Linked DNA regions of Homo sapiens: region 1 is linked to region 2. Evidence: chromatin loops called from intact Hi-C (ENCODE). Cell type or tissue: sigmoid colon. All regions are shown on one strand. Region 1 overlaps ROR2 (receptor tyrosine kinase like orphan receptor 2). Region 2 overlaps ROR2 (receptor tyrosine kinase like orphan receptor 2).

Region 1 (4,000 bases), 92 kb before region 2:
CCTCAGCCTCCCAAAGTGCTAGGATTACAGGCATGAGCCACCGTGCCACCGTGCCTGGCCAATACTTTACATTCTTAATGATGCAATCCCTGGTAAATGGCCTCAAAGCCAAGTATGCACCCTAACCCTATGAACAGAATCTGACACAGATTCACTGGATTTAATATGTTATTCAATGATTTATACAGCATGCTGGCAAATATTTAGAAATTAAAACATTTTGGAAAATGTTGGATTTTTCAGCTGAGTCCTACAGGAATTGTCATTGGCATGGAGACATCAGCTCTTAAGCAGGAATTTGTAGCATATTCTTGGAAGCACTTTATGAATGTCTTGTATATTCCAGGCTGAACCAATTGGTGTCTACAGAATGGCCAAAGTGAAAGGGTTCACTGTTGATAGGGATGATGCCCGGTTGCTGTTAAGAGAGTCACATCAGGCCTGCAATAGCTGGAGGTGCAGATTCTGAAGAATTAGAAATTATATAACCAGGCCAGGCACAGTGGCTCACGCCTGTAATCCCATCACTTTGGGAGGCCAAGGCGGGTGGATCACGAGACCATCCTGGCTAACACAGTGAAACCCCGTCTCTACTAAAAATACAAAAAATTAGCCGGGCATGGTGGCAGGAGCCTGTAGTCCCAGCTACTCGGGAGGCTGAGGCAGGAGAATGGCGTGAAGCTGGGAGGCGGAGCTTGCAGTGAGCCGAGATCACGCCACACTACTCCAGCCTAGGCGACAGAGCAAGACTCCGTCTAAAAAAAAAATGAAAGAAAGAAAGAAAGAAATTATATAACCATCAAACAAAACTCTTCTGAAAACCTTCTTTCAACACAGACCTCTGATGTGACATCTTGATTTATGGCATCAACAAGATAAGATTAATTGGGCTGGCGTGGTGGCTCATGCCTGTAATCCCAGCACTTTGGGAGGTCGAGGCCTCGGGTGGATCACCTGAGGTCAGGAGTTTGAGACCAGCCTGGCCAACGTGGTGAAATCCCATCTGTACTAAAAATACAAAAATTAGCCAGGCGTGGTGGCAGGTGCCTGTAATCCCAGCTACTTGGGAGGCTGAGGCAGGAGAATCACTTGAATCTGGGAGGTGGAGGTTGCAGTGAGACAAGATGGTGCCATTGCACTCCAGCCTGGGTGACAGAGCAAGACTCCATCTCAAAAAAAAGATAAATTTATATCTGCAAAGTAGCAAGCACGTCTGTTCTGATTCCAAGGCTCTACCTCTAGTATCACAATCATTCTCTCATTAACAGCAGTCACACCATTAAGCAAGCATTTATTAATGAAGTTTCACCTATGCCCTTGGATTTGAGTCCATGGTGCTATTCTGGTTTTGATTTGCGTTTCTTTTAAACATGCTTTGTTATTCAGACTGTTCATCCATTCATCTCTTCACCTGTTGATCTGAATCGGTATGCTTACTGTGATGCAATTAGATGCAGTCTTCAGGATGTTCAGACAACTTCAAAGCAGCCTCTTTTTAATTAGTAAGGGTATTTTATTCACCAGAGCTTGGCATTCTTGGATTTGGTTGTCCTCATGTGAAGGTATAATTTGCAGGATGTGTTTAAGAACAGAAGTCACGGCAGGGAAAAAGCACAGCCTGAGAAAGTGACGGTGCTGCAAACCAGACACCCCCTGAATGAATGGCAAGGACAGATTTCACAATGAGCTACGCTGCGAGCAAGCTCTGTGCACCCACTGTCCCACTTGCACGTGCAAATGTCACTCATGTGTTCCACAACAACTACTCAGCTCGGCAACACGTCAGATCGAAAACACCCATGATGCTAGAAAGGCAACAGTTAAGGAAGAAAAGTTAAAAATTGGGAAGGAGCAGCGTATAAAGTCCCGAAAGGGTAAGGCCATTATTAGTCTGGGACCTGGGTCAGGAGAAGTATGTCAATAGCAAAGAGCCTTGAGACTGTTTCGGGGAATGCTCTTACTAAGACACTGCACCCTGTGTTTCAATTGCAGCTAGAAAACCAAACAGCATTCCAGGTGGGCTGCCAGTACCTAATTGGTAGTGGTCTTAACAGTCTGTAATTTTTTATTTTCATTATTTCTAACTTTGAGTTGAGTAAATACTAGCCTCTGTTCTTATATTCCTTCAAGGGCTGGCTTAACTCTACTTTGGAAATAGGGAGTTAAAACTCATCAACTTGAAAATGGAGTAACCGTTTCACCAATTTGAACTTTGCTGTGATTCCACTTCTAAAGCAAACGTATTAAACCTCCAAGTGAGTCAATGTACCAGCCCAACTCCCTTCAATATTGCCTTCATAAAGCTCTTTCTACTTTCTGTCTCTGACAGCCCCCAGAGCCCCCAACAAAAGCCCACTGTCAGGGGCCAAAGGAATATTTAGGTGAAGGGGGAGAGAGGCCACTCAGGCAGCTGAATTGAGGCCTTTCACAGACCTTCTCTCTTCCCAGCATCCACAGCCCTGGCAGCGGTGAGCCTGGCCGGGCTGGGAGGCCAAATGCCGCACCTCCACCCCCACCAGATACAGTGAGAAGGTGAGGTCCCCTCCCTGTGACAGGGAGCTGAGGCTTGCTTTCTCTTAAGTGGCTGCTTGTTTCTGCACCAAAACCAGCAGAAAAGGAGCAAACAGAAATGCTAAGTAAAGGCTCCAGGTTTATTGTATCTTTTCATCTAGTTTCAAGGAAGTAGCTCTTGAATATTAGTTACTCCCATGCATACAAAAGGTTACTTTGTCACCTTGAATCTCTGGAAAGTTTTTAATTAAAGGGAGGGATGTAAAAAAGAAAAAAAAAACACCCTGATTAGAAAAGAAACTGCATTATCCTTTGGCAGCAAAAGCAGATGTCTTCCATTTGCTTAAGGCTTTTCAGGGGTGTCCAATCTTTTGGCTTCCCTGGGCCACACTGGAAGAAGAATAATTGTCTTGGGCCACACGTAAAATATACTAACACTAACGATAGCTGATAGCAAAAAAAAAAAAAAAAAAAAAACCCTCATAATGTTTTAAGAAAGAAGTTGTGTTGGGCTGCATTCAAAGCCGTCCTGGGCTGCATGTGCCACGGGTTAGACAAGCTTGCTTTAAGTTAAGGCCAGGTCTGGAGCAGGCTCCACCTCCATCAACCAGGAATCCAGGTCCCAGGCCATGTAGCCAGAGGCTAACCCAGAGGGGGTTCAAAAGCAGAAGATTCTCTGGTAGCCAGAATTTGCTTCAGAGTCTTGGAATCAAACAGGGGTAAATGTCTGCTATGATCACAGGAAGTAGCAGTGATTCTTTTTAAGGCAGCTTCTGTGTTGGTTTCCTAAGGCAGCCACAACAAAGCCGCACAGATGGGGCAGCCTAAACAATGGAAACGCCTTGTCTCAGTTCAGGAGGCTGGAAGGCCAGGATCAAGGTGTCAGTAGGGCAGGTTCCTTCTGCGGCTGGGAGAGAGGATCTGCTGCAGGTCACTCCTTGCTGGCAGACCATGGCTTCTCCTTCCATCTCCTCATTGTCCCTCCATGCACACCGTCTTTCCGTCCAAATCTCTCTTCCTACAGGTCACCAGTCCCATAGGATGAGAGCCCTGATGACCTCCTTTTACCTTAATTACCTGTGTAAAAACCCGATCTCCAAATAAGGGCACATTCTGAGACACAGAGGACTAGGACTCCTGTGTTTCTATTTTCAGGGACACAATTCAACCCATAAGGGAAAGCATTATTTGTCTTCAAAACTTAGTGCTGACTTGAGAATGACACACACAATGGCAAGGCTCAGCCTCACAGTGAGTGCCTCGCTGAGAAGGGATGGATAGGCTCTCTGGGCTAAGTACAGGTGTGCTGGGACTGCTCGCATGCCCAGGAACTGCCAACTTGTTAGTGACTCTAGTGCCCCAAACCCCTCCCTTCTGAGGCCAACTCTCACTTATATGGAAGCCACCTCCAACCCTCACAGCCATCTGCTGAGACCGGCAGTCCTCCCACTTCACCCCTCCAGGGTTTCAGCTGCAGCTGCAGCCCCGC
Region 2 (4,000 bases):
CCATGGATTGGCATGATATATCACACAGCATGTGCTAGATAAAAGTTGGCTGAATTAATTAATTAATCACCCTACAGTGGAAGAATGTGTTCATGTCCTATAATAATACAAACATACATATGCCTGTGACAAAGGGATGGTATATTCAATTTCCATTTTAAATTCTTGCGACAGGTTGTATTTTCCAAAGAAGGCTACAACAATATCTTCCATCTCACATGCTCTCCATATGGTGTCCCCGACACTCCCCCAACAAGAGCTGGAGTCTGTTTCCCCACTCTCCTGAATCAGAGTGGGCCCTGTGATTGCTTTGACCCCCAGAATGCAAAGAAAGTGGCCTTGAGTGCTGGTTCTGAATGAAGCCTGTAAGTGGCCAAATTCCACTTTCTGCCCTTAACACACTCCCTCTTGAGAGAGTCCTTTTTGGAACCCAGCCACCATGCTGTGAGAAGGCCAAGCCACCTGGAGAGGCCACGTATGGGTTCTTGGGTCGAGAGACCCCCCCAGCACCCAACAGCACCACCAACCAGCCATGTCAGTGCGCCATCTTCATGTCTGGCCCAGTTGAGCCTTCAGATGACTGCAGCCCCCACCAGCATCTTACCGCAGCCAGCATCTGACGACAGCCACGCAAGAGACCCCAGGAAAGACCCTGTCAACCCACAGAACTGTGTGCTGTAACAACACATTATCCATTTAAGCCTCTAAATTGTGCAGTAGTGTTTTGTTACACAGCAACAGATAACAAAAACAGATCTGTGGAGGAATTTCATTTTCTCCACAAATAATTATAATAAAAAAATTTACATTACTTATTCACCCTCATTTGTTTTTTCTCCCTTTTCCTGGAAAACAGCATAAAAGAGACTCCTCACTCTTGGTATGATATAACCTGAGTTTATGTCAAAAGGAAAGTTTTCAGATTGTGGCCACTCATGTAAACACACTCGGAGTTACACTCTCAGGCTGGCACCGTTCGTCCTGGGGTGCATCTCGTCGTTTTAACTGTGAATGATGCACCACCACCCAAGGGAAGCCTGACAAATGTCCATGAACCCCAAGATTTCCAATACATCCAATGACTATTCCTCACTTTACTGCCAAACCTTGACGAGGAATCAGGCAGTGTTTACACCACACAGCCAGAATTTGTTCTATTTTTTTCCTGTACAGATTTTTATGAGGCTACTAGTAAGTTACCTCTTCTTTCACCCTAGTATTTCCCAAGTCCTACCTTGGGGCTGGTGTGTTTATAGGCCATTTTATTAAGTGTTCCTTATACTACACATTGCTTATGAAGCAGCACTGTCGACTGCTGAAACACAGGGCGTGCGTTTTATTATATTACAGAGGCTGGGCTGGAAATACAGAAATATGCAGAGTAAGAACTCCCTTAGCAGCTCTTCAGTAGAAATGAGGAAGGCATGGCTCATGGCCGAAGTACCAACATCCTCTGGGGGATGGAGAGGGACCTGGATGCTGTGGTCCCTTACACACTGGGGAAAAGTAAAGGCACCCTGGTGTGTTTTGCATCAATCTATGGAACCAGGAACCAGGCCCATGCAGGTCCACAGGCCAAGTGTCCCCTCGACCATGGCATGACTCAAACATTTTTAACTCTGTAAAAGAACCTAAGTACAGTTTCTCTGAAATTCTTAAACTTCTTGGAGACATGACTATTTAATGTCAACATTTTTGTCATCATCATACTTTCGATTCCAACAGATATTGGATAAGGCTTGCTCCATCAACAGTCTCTGGTCCTGTGGGTCCGGCTTGCTTTTCCGGATACACAGTGTCAACATTGGTTTTCACCCTCCCCTGTCATTCTTGAACTTAACATAAAACTGTACATCGACTCATCTACCACTACCACTGCCTGTGTGCATCGGGCCCATGTCCCACTAGACTACTACTGGAAGCTCTCTCTAGCAAGAGCATTAAAAAGCCACCAGTGGGGCTGGGCATGGTGGCTCACGCCTGTAATCCCAGCACCAGCACTTTGGGAGGCTGAGGCGGGTGGATCACCTGAGGTCAGGAGTTCGACATCAGCCTGGCCAACAGGGTAAAAACCCCATCTGTACTAAAAATAGAAAAATTAGCCAGGCATATGGTGGGCGCCTACATTCCCAGCTACTCGTTAGGCTGAGACAGGAGAATTGCTTGAACCCGGGAGGCGGAGGTTGCAGTGAGCCAAGATCGTGCCACTGCACTCCAGCCAAGGTGACAAAGCAAGAATCCATCTCAAAAAAGAAAGAAAAGAAAAAGCCACCAATGGGAACAAAAAGTGTCACAGGGCCTTCTTTGTTGCAATCCCACAGACATCTGAAGTGCATTTGAGCCACGGCAGATGTACACACCACCTCCACTGGAACACACTGTACCCAGCCCAGCAATATATATAGCTGTGTTGACAGCACTGTAATTTATCCAGCGCCGAGCAGCTGAATCTCAGAGTCCGAAGCCGTGTTCTACATCCAGATTCTTCCATCAAGAGATGCCTTCAGGGGAACCTTTTCCTCCCCTGAATATTCAGGCTGTAAATTACCTTTGACAAATTAACTTTCGCTTCTCCTCAGAGATAAATTTTAAAAGGAGGGCACTAAGAGAGCAGATTAAAGGCTTTCTGTCTGGGGTCCTATTGAATTGGTTGGGGGAGTTGGGCTTCTTTTGCTCTGATGAACACTTACAGCCTGTAATTTGGTCTCTGCCCATAGAAAATCAAGTCAGGGCATGAGAAAGTGATCGCATCCACCTGGAAGGGGGCTGACGAAGCCTCCCTCCCAGACAGGGCCTCAAGGAATCACCCCACTTAGGGGAAGAGAAAAGACCCTTCATTTTCACTCCACTGACATGAAACCCAATCTGCTTCAGAGCAGGATTACCCCAGTAAAAGGTGCTCTGTGGCGGCCACTTGGCCACCTGCACCGGTTCAGGAGGCTCTGCACACTCGCTCCTCATTTCTGCCTCGTGAAAGTGGCACACGTGTCCCAGGACTCAACCACAGCTGCTCACAAACCTGCTTAGGCCAGCTGCACTTATTCTACTCATTAAATTATGTAATTAAGTATTTAATTGATGAACTATAAACATTAAAAGTTTTATCTAGAAAAACTAAGTTGGCTTTGAAAAGCCTCCATACAATGAAAAAAAATCCGTGTTCGAAAGAAGCCTAGGCGATAAAACAGAAAATGACTAGGAAAATACTGTAAACATCTGACCTCAGCCTGCTTCACAGATTTCTTCCCGTTGTCATATGACTTCTAAAGAAACCAAAACTGAAAACTCTGTACTATAAGCAAGAAAGACAACTGGGCCGGGCGTGGTGGCTCACACCTGCAATCCCAGCACAGAAAGGCCGAGGTGGGTGGATCACCTGAGGTCCCGAGTTTGAGACGAGCCTGACCAACATGGACAAACCCTGTCTCCACTAAAAATACAAAATTAGCCAGGCATGGTGGCGAATGCCTGTAATCCCAGCTACTCGGGAGGCTGAGGCAGGAGAATCACTTGAACCCCAGAGGTGGAGGTTGCAGTGAGCTGAGATCGCCATTGCACTCCAGCCTGGGCAACAAGAGCGAAACTCCGTCTCAAAAAAAAAAAAAAGGAAAGACAACTGAGAACTCCTCTATCAGCTGATTCTCACCAAAAAGCCTTGGCCTACCTCAAAAAATTGGTAAATTAACGGACACTTACATGATCTAAATGGAACAGAATGTTTAACATATGGGTGGATCATTTTATTACATTTTCTCCAACTTTAGAAGACATTTTGAGTTATGCCAACCAATTAACGGTCCCAGGATCAGAGAGTGAGCAGACTTCTACTCTAACTTCAACATGTAATTCCGTAAATGAAATGCCTAGAGATATCCTGCAAGTGCTTTCACATTTTTGTGAAGAAGAATTGTTTAAATGAACAAGAATTTGACTAAATCAAAAGTAACAAACATCTGGTAATAGGGAGTATTGTAGAAATGCCAGTATTTCTCTGATTCCA

Evidence for each region. Peaks named below come from ENCODE experiments on the same cell type or tissue, not always from the same donor. Only the 100,000 strongest peaks of a DNase experiment are listed, where the experiment ranks them.
Region 1: it touches region 2 in a loop (2.3-fold over the local background); 11 of 110 quality-filtered maps call a loop at or near these places.

The regions. Positions count from the first base shown.
Region 1 is chr9:91,779,619-91,783,618 of GRCh38, forward strand. All of the region lies in intron 1 of ROR2 (receptor tyrosine kinase like orphan receptor 2), which reads right to left. Among named protein-coding and RNA genes, the nearest start is that of MIR3910-2, 150 kb to the left of the region's middle. RefSeq lists an enhancer at 2,527-3,026. In sigmoid colon, no CTCF peak of the experiment used is centred here; a DNase peak (open chromatin) is centred at 1,703.
Region 2 is chr9:91,871,342-91,875,341 of GRCh38, forward strand. All of the region lies in intron 1 of ROR2 (receptor tyrosine kinase like orphan receptor 2), which reads right to left. Among named protein-coding and RNA genes, the nearest start is that of ROR2, 77 kb to the right of the region's middle. In sigmoid colon, no CTCF peak of the experiment used is centred here; a DNase peak (open chromatin) is centred at 2,380; H3K27ac peaks cover 278 bases.